Regions from separate parts of the Homo sapiens genome. Here region 2 is linked to region 1. Evidence: read pairs that join two places in POLR2A ChIA-PET (ENCODE). Cell type or tissue: PC-9. All regions are shown on one strand. Each heading gives the region's core, and the rest is flanking DNA. Links, peaks and the distances in the headings are about the cores only. Region 1 overlaps FNDC3B (fibronectin type III domain containing 3B). Region 2 overlaps PLD1 (phospholipase D1).

Region 1 (4,400 bases), core at 321-4,320:
AGCTGTGCTCCTTTGCCAGATTTAAGACTTAAATAAGTGTGAATAGAAGCTTGGCTTTATTTCTGAGTGTATAAAAGTGTTGGCATGTACAAAGCCAGTGGAAGGATTGCCGTTTTTGAGAGTGTCTTCTTATACTGATCACCTCTGAAATAAAGCCTGTCGGTAAGATTCATGCCCAGAAATGCTGAAGACAAGCACCAGTACCTTCAGTACCTTCAGCTGTGATTCTCCTGAACAGCAACACTTGATTTGTTAACTGGAGCTAACCCTTCTCCCCTCAGTCTGTACCTTACCTATTGCCTGCAGTTGGTGTGTGGGTTAAAAATTAAGCACCAGCTGGGCAGTGTGTGCCTTACAGGCCGGAGGATTGCTTGAGCCCAGGAGTATTGGGCTGTATCACACTATGCTGACAGGGTGGTCGCACTAAGTTCAGCATTAATGGGGTGACCTCCTGAGAGCTGGGGACCACCAGGTTGCCTAAGGAGGGGTGAATTGGCCCAGGTCAGAAATGTAGCAGGTCAAAACTCCTATGCTGATCAGTACTGGGAACATGCCCATGAATAGCCATCACACTCCAGCCTGGGCAACACAGTGAGACCCTATCTCTTAAAAAAGAAAAATAAAGCACCAATGGGATGGGAAATTTCAGATTTCTAGACATAAATGAGAGTGCTCATAAAAACTCTGGGGACTTTTTGTTCATGAATTAACTGATTAGCGAAAACCTTCATTTTGATCACCTATAAAACAGACAAAATTAGGTGTTTAGACTTAATCACTGGCAAGAACTGTTTGAGACAGACAATTGTAGTTTTCAAGGAACTTCTTCTTTTTCCTGATTCAGAAGAGGATATCTGTTATCAAGCTGTAAGTACTCTGCAGGATAATCTTTTTTTGTTATTATTTAAAGGGCTTTTAGAAACATCACCAGTCACTTATTTTTCCTTTTGAAGACAACAATAATCATGTTCTGTGGCAAAAGGAGCTGGTCCGAAACCTAGAATGATAATGAAAGTTTGCAAATATCAAATATTATTTCATCACTATTAGCCATTTACAGATGTGAAGAGAAATGAGCTTGAAAAGTAGTTTGATGTTTTCAACCACACTTTTAATCTTTAGATTTGAAAACAGAAAAGGAAGTCTGGAGATTAGGGTAATATATTCAATTCTTCCACCATTTTTTAATTTTTGATTTTTATTTTTGAGACAGGATCTTGCTCTGTCACCCAGGTGGAGTGCAGTGGCATGACCTCCCTTGCTCAAGTGATCCTCCCACATCATCCTCCCAGGTAGCTGGGATGACAGGACCGTGCCAGCACACCCAGCAAATTTTTGTATTTTTTATAGAGATAAGGTTTTGCCACGTTGCCCAGTCTGGTCTTGAACTACTGGGTTCAAGCAGTCGCCCGCCTTGGCCTCCTGAAGTACAGAGATTACAGTCATGAACCACCACAGTCAGCCCTCTACTGACATTTTTAAGTCAAGTAGCTTAATCTATAAAATAAAATGTTTGACCACTTAGTACTATAAAACTCTTTTGTTGCCCTAGAACATTCCTTTATCCTAATTTTTCTTTCTTCTTATGGTACTTGGGTGATGGTGGTGAGAGTTGGCAGCACAAGGGGGATTGGCTAGGGTGGGTACAGACCTTACGTTTCAAATCTCTACCCTACCTGAAGAACAAGCTTGCCTTTCCTTTTTTATATTATCTACCATATTAGAAAATGCAGAGGGAAGAGTTAGTGCAAATTGGGAAAGTGAGTACCGATGCATTTGTACTCCTGATTGGTGAGCAAAATAAAACTGCTCAGCCTCCTATAGGATTAAAGTAGAACTTACACTGGAGATGTTTGATCTTTCTGTATAAATGTTTGTGATAAAATCATGCTTATTTAAAATAAGAAGATCAGGAATGATAGATATAAAATTAACTGGATTCAGATTTTCTGAGATTTTAGAATAGGATGTCAGCTATTTACCAGAGTTATGGAGAAAAGTTTTAATAATGACGTGCTAATATTCTTGGCAGATACCAAATCTAAGCAGATATAATTAATTTATTTTTTTTTTTTTATTTTGGCTTGCTTTCTTATTCATTTACTCATTTAACCAACATTTACTGAAAGTCTTCTGTGTGCCCAGTTGCTTCTGAGGGACTTGCAGCTGGGTGGGAGAGACAGATGTGTAGTCCAAGCTACAGGATAGAGGTGCTGAGTGGAGAGGGGAGAGGTGAGCACCAGCCTGCTTGGGAGAATCCTGGATTCTGCCTACCCATCCCCTGAGTCCATGCAGCTTGTTTATATTGACCAGCCTTGTTCTTCTCTTTGTTCATTGTTCGCATGCTCACTTTTATCTGAGACATCTTCTCTTCCTGGAATGACCTGGGATCCCACTTTAGGCATGTTGGCAGCAATAAGAAATTCAGCCTGAGCCTGACTTTCACAGACTCATTTGGTCCCAGTTTTCTGTGTCCAGGCAACTCACCCAGTGTTTTCTGCCACCCTGGCAAACTGGCTGCCAGCACATCACACTACGTATGTTTGTGGGTTCATATGTGTCCACGTGCAGAATCTGCCCATTTCCTGGATCATCCTGGGCCATCTGGGGAAGCCTTTTTAATTTTTTCTTTTGCCTCCTGCCTTTCAAGCTTCTCTTTTGATTCTTGTGGCTTGTAGTCCAACAAGAGTAGAAGGAAAGAGCTTCAGGAAGTGAGGAGTTTATTAAAATTCCTTTGAAGCATTTCAATTCAGTAAGAGGAACTATCTTTTCTGTTAGCTAAGACAAAAAAAAAAAAAAAGAAAAAAAGCAAATAACAACAACCCTCAAAAAAATATAAATGTTTTTAGGAGATCCATTTTAGTTCTTTTTTTTTTTTTTTTTTTTTTTTTTTTTTGGGATGGAGTCTTACTCTGTCACCCAGGCTGGAATGCAGTGACGCGATCTTGGCTCACTGCAAGCTCCGCCTCCTGGGTTCACACCATCCTCCTGCCTCAGCCTCCCGAGCAGCTGGGACTACAGGCTCCCGCCACCATGCCTGGCTAATATTTTTTTGTATTTTTAGTAGAGATGGGGTTTCACCGTGTTAGCCAGGATGGTCTTGATCTCCTGACCTTGTGTCCTGCCCACCTCGGCCTCCCAGAGTGCTGGGATTACAGGCGTGAGCCACCGCGCTCAGCCCCATTTTAGTTCTTATACACAAAATTGATCCTCCTTTACCCAGTTCCGTGTCCTTGAGTGTATTACCTTCACTTCCCTAAGCATCATTCTTATTTCTAAAATGGGGATAACTGTAACTGTATGTGCCTCACAGGATTGTTGGCAGGATTTAGTGGAGTGGTAACATTAATAGTAGTAATTGATGAGTAAGATTTTGTTACATTATGTATCAGGTACTGTTCTAAGAACTTGAACTCTACCTAACTCCTTTCTGGTAGAGGGTATTAAAAGCATAGCAGTATTCAATAAGTATTAGTTGTATCCTGAATCCTTTTCACATCTCTTAATAACTCAGGTATCCTAATTCTCAACAGTTGATTGTTTACCTATTTACTTCTCAATATACAGCTTCTGTATAATTTTCTACATAATGAAAACTTTGATGTACACACCAGTATGAAAAATCTTGGTTCTGCAGCATACCAGTTGCACAATTTAATCATGCTGTGCCTTGGTTTTCTTCATCTAAAGCAGGGATGCCAATACCTAATTCTCAAGTGTTAAGGAAGTTGAATGAGATGGCCCATGTCAAGCAGCTGACAGACCACAGGCACTGACTGATGTCCTTTTCCATCTCCCATCCTGTGCTGCTCCTGGGAACCCTCCATCTTGCTGTTATCCCCAGGCTGTTTCATTTTGTTTTGATGATTCTCTTGGTCATATTTATAAGAACACTAGTATAAGACAAAGATTCTCTCCGTTGCACATTTTGTGCCTTATTCTCTAGCCACTTATGCTTGTTTCTAGGCCACAGGATAGCAAGAATACTAGGCACGTAGAAGATTTTTTGTAAACGTGTACTAAGCTGGATAAAACAGACATGATAAAGAATCAGCCTGGCTTCTATTAGCCATCAGGCCAGATTTCTTCATTAGCCTGAGCAAGATGGCTCAGTGTTTGTTCACAGAGGCTAAACGTATCACTTTTTAAAAGAGAGTTTTTGTTTGTTTGTTTTAAATCAGGCAAGGCTTGTAGAACTTAAGGTAGAAGAAAGTGCTGGATTGAGCCTTTGTAATCTAAGGGGGTGTATTAGTTTAGTAGGGCTACCATAACAGAATACCACAGACTGGATAGTTTACACAAGAGAAATTTATTTTCTTACAATTCTAGAGGTTGGAAGTCCAAGATCAAGGTGTCAGCAGGATTAGTTGGTTTCTTCTAAGGCTTCTCACCTTGGCTTG
Region 2 (4,400 bases), core at 133-4,132, 450 kb before region 1:
CTGAGGTAATCAGCTGAAAGTCCTTTAAAAGAGGGCTTAGGCCCTCCCTGGATTCAGAGACTCCAAGCTTCAGCTCCACTCACAGGGATCCAGCCTGCTCATGGTCTACCTGCCTGACTGGTTGCCCTGTGGATTTCAAGCTTGTTTAGCCAGTCCCACAATTGAGGAAGCCAATTCCTTGTAATAAATCCCTTAATGCATGTAACCTACTAAGTCTGCATCTCTGGTAAACCCTGACTGATTCATGATGTTACGGTTATTACTGTTGTGAGGACACAGAGGAAGACCTCTTGGCGTGGAATCACCCAGAAAGACACTAAAGAATCTCACTCTTGTACTAGCTCTCTCCCAATCTCTTGCAATAATGGCCAGGAGAAGAGAAGATTGTGAGTTAATTTTTCAAAAAATGAGATTTATGATAATTTAGAGATGCACAGTGAGGTGTGGCTATGTTACTAAGCTCTGGCCAATGAGATGTAATTGGGAGTACTGGAATTATGAGACAGGGCCTGCAAAGGAAGCTGGCATGCTCCTCTTCCTCTATTCTCTGTCTGTAATGTAAATATGATGTTGAGAGCCCCAGCAGCCATCTCAGACAAGGGCCACATCCTGGAGGTGGCAGATTGGAGAGCTCTAGAGACTGATGACTTCTAGAGCCGTCATGCCAGCTCCCAACGGACTACTTCTGGACTGTTTATACATGAGAAATAAAGCCACTACCTGGGGGCTCTGATACTTGTAGTGAAACACAATTCCTAACTGATATAAGAATTGTTTTCTTTAGTCTTCCTATTCCCTTAGCAGTAGACTTTTACATCTAAGTTGCTACGTTATCAGGAATAGCTGTATTTAATTTCACTGCTATGTACATAGGACACATTAAGTGTTTAAGAGGATTAGAGGAGACAGCCACAGTAAAAGCTTTTTCGTATTTCTCCATGTTTCTGTGTTTTGGCAAAAGAATATGAGAACTTTTCATAGTCTGCAACAAATGCCTTCACAAAGCCACAAACTTTAATTCCCATGGAATAGAATTTCATATGGCAAGCCTGTGGTTACATCCAAATCCACTTATTCAACAGATTTGTGCTGTAAAAAAACCTCACACTAGCCTATCTCTTTAGATAGGCTCTGTCTTTTCATGTTGGAGTCATCTAATTTTCCCCAAACCAACAACCCTTGCACATGTCTGGGGTATATTTTTTTGCCGAATGCAAACCACATGGTCATTTCAAAGCCTATAATTCAGTTCAGGAGCACTGGGCTTTCTGGATGCTCGTGAACATAACCATCAAGAGTGACACACATTTCTGGCAGTCACCTTGCCAGCTCCAGCTCTATTGTGTCTCTATATCACGGTGAAAAACTGCCTGACACACTAGGCAGCTGACATGTGTAGGGAAAAAAATATCAGGCCTGTGACCAAGGGGAAAATGAAGTGATTAATATGGAAAACACAACAAGAAACATCAAACAGGAAAAAGCTGACACTTCCTATTCCTTTAGCTTCAAGTAAATGTGTTTTCTCCTCACACTGACTGTAAAAGGCTGGATCGAAGTATTGACATGATATAAACGTGTCAGATGTCTTCCTCACCTGGGGCCATTCATAATACTGAAGAGTCTTTCACTCCTTTTTTTTTGTTTTGTTTTAGAGGGAGGGAGGGAGGTGAGGTTAACGTAATCATAACCCTGAAAAGATAAACTTGGGAAACTATAAGCATAAACACAATGGGCCGAAGTGTTCCCAGTGTGAGTCACCACTGTTGTGCCCCAGCTCCTTTGTTCCTGCCATTTCCTTCCTTTCAGAGTTCCGGAACATTCCTCTCTGGCTGGCCTGGCTCCCTTTCCCAACACCATCCCTTAAACACTGGTGTTCTTCAGGCTTCTGAACTCGACCTAGTCTACCTGTAGACTGTGTCTCCTCATTCTATGTCCTCACAGGGAGGTGAGTCTCATAGATACTCATTCATACCCACAGCTTTACTACTCCCAATGCCACCATTCCTTTCTTCTCTTTCTCCTGAAGGCCCAGTGCCTAGTGAACTGTCCTACCAGTATCTATTTCATCAAGTCCCAAACTGAACATAGTCATGCTTTTCTACCTTGCATCTCAATTCCATCCTCTTTCCCTGTCTCACAGCCCAGCCACATATGCACCCTGTACCTCCGTTATTGGCCCCATCATGCACCCAGGGGCCAGTTCCATCCTCTTATCTATTCCACCTTATTTCATATACTAAGAGTAGTGGGGGCTGGGTGGCCCCAAATGAGATTCTTATATTCTGGGAATGCAGATGGATCAGGGGCCCCTGGCCATCCATCAGGCATTCAGTACCACACCAGCTGATCTGCAAGGTGAGAAGGGGGCCCTCAGACACGAAGGTCTCGCTGAGCAAACCAGGGGACAAACCAGGAGAAGGAAGAGGGCCTGTTTCCCTGCCCAGCCCCAGACTGGCTGAGGCTGATGGAGCAAGTAGCTGCAGGAAGAAGTGGAGAGGATTGTCTTTCCCCCTGCCTCTGTGAGTCACAGAGAAACACAGTAAATTTAGGCTCCTGGTGACAAAAGGAGTCAAGGACATTTCTGCAGGGCACATACCAGGTTCCAGCATCTTTCTAGAGCCCCACCCTCCCCCCAGATTTGCAAACTTGAAAAAAACAAGTCCTGGCATGTGACTCCTTTTGGCATAAATCCTCTTCAGGAGGACACCAGCTATGGCTGAGGTGGAGCCTCACACACAAAGCCCTTTGGCCCACGGTCATCAACAAGGAAGCCAAAGCGGAAGACTCCCCAAGGAAGTGGGGCTCTCAAAACACATGTGAGACAATGCCAAGATACCACCAGGAATACCTGAAGGAGACTTGCATTGAAGGTCCTACGGATCCACGTGGGAACACAAACCAGTGAAATTTGCGTGATCTCCACTGACTAGACATCATTTGAACCCTCATGCTGGCAGGGTCTGAAGACATTTCGTAATCTGTCTCCACTTTTGATCCCTACTGTAGCTCCCCTACAAAACATTTCTACAGATTGCTACCAAGGTAATCTTCTAAAATTATAACTCCAGTGGTATTCTGGGCTGGCTCATATAGGCTCCTGAGAGCAGACTGGGAAATTTTCATCAAGATTGGGAAATTTTCAGCAATTTTGTGAGTCAGTTGTTAAACACATAAATCATTAAAAATTAAAATATTAAAAATTGAAGTTACTAAAAATTAAATTATATAAACTTACAATAAATTATATTAAAGCAAAAGTTCTCCATTTATCACTTCTTTATTACTTTTCTATATTTTAATAATGTCTATTGTCTTGAGGTTACTTATGCCTATTTTATGTGTAGTGCAGTCCCCCCTTATCTGTGGTTTCATGTAACTAAAATTTCAGTTACCTGCAGTCAACCATGGTCCAAAAATATTATATCGCTACTTTTGCACTTTGTAGCCATTATTAAGTAAAATACAGTTACTTGAACATAAGCCCTATGATACTGATAAAACCACTGTTAATCTGATCACAGAGATGGCCACCGAGTGACTGGCAATGCTGGCAGGATGGAATGGAGGAGTGCAAGATTTCATCACACTACTCAGAATGGTGCACAATTTATAACATGAATTGTTTATTTCTGGCGTTTTCCACTTATGTCACACTGCCTAGGTTATTCGCCTCACTTCATCTTCACACAGGCATTTTATCATCTCACATCATCACAAGAAGGGGCTGGGAGTGGTGGCTCACGCCTATAATCGCAGCATTTTCGGAGGCCGAGGCGCATGGATAACCTGAGATCATGAGTTTGAGACCAGCCTGGCCAACATGGCAAAACCCCGTCTCTACTAAAAATATAAAAATTAGCCGGGCGTGGTGGCACACGCCTATAATCCCAGCTACTCGGGAGGCTGAGGAAGGAGAATCGCTTGAACCTGGGAGGTGGAGGTTGCGGTGAGCCGAGATCGTGCCACTGCACTCCAGCCTACACGAGGGGAGCAAGAATCCATCTCAAAAAAAAAAAAAGAAAAGTACTGTACAATAAGATATTTTGAGAGAGAGAGAAAAAGAGAGATCACATTCACATAATTTTTATTATAGTATACCATTATAACTCTTCTATTTTGTTATTAGTTATTGTTAATCTCTTACTGTACCTAATTTATATATTACATTTTATCATAGGTATGTATGTATAGGGAAAAAAATCATAGCGTGTATAGGGTTCAGTACTGTTTGAGATGTCAGGCATCCATTGGGGGTCTTGGGGCATATCCCCCTTGGATGAGGGGAGACTACTGGATGTGAAAAGACTACATAATGTTGTGTTGTGCTTCTACCGTGCATCTTTTCCCAATTCACCATAACTTGATACTGGCCATGATGAGGGTAGTTTCATACTGAA

Evidence for each region. Peaks named below come from ENCODE experiments on the same cell type or tissue, not always from the same donor. Only the 100,000 strongest peaks of a DNase experiment are listed, where the experiment ranks them.
Region 2: POLR2A ChIA-PET joins it to region 1 with 9 read pairs; 2 of 35 experiments call an interaction of 5 or more read pairs at or near these places.

The regions. Positions count from the first base shown.
Region 1 is chr3:172,236,991-172,241,390 of GRCh38, forward strand. All of the region lies in intron 4 of FNDC3B (fibronectin type III domain containing 3B), which reads left to right. It also overlaps the pseudogene RN7SL141P. Among named protein-coding and RNA genes, the nearest start is that of FNDC3B, 200 kb to the left of the region's middle. In PC-9, for the core only: no CTCF peak of the experiment used is centred there; no DNase peak of the experiment used is centred there; H3K27ac peaks cover 1,848 bases.
Region 2 is chr3:171,790,137-171,794,536 of GRCh38, forward strand. All of the region lies in intron 1 of PLD1 (phospholipase D1), which reads right to left. Among named protein-coding and RNA genes, the nearest start is that of PLD1, 18 kb to the right of the region's middle. In PC-9, for the core only: no CTCF peak of the experiment used is centred there; DNase peaks (open chromatin) are centred at 145, 1,735 and 2,583; H3K27ac peaks cover 2,086 bases.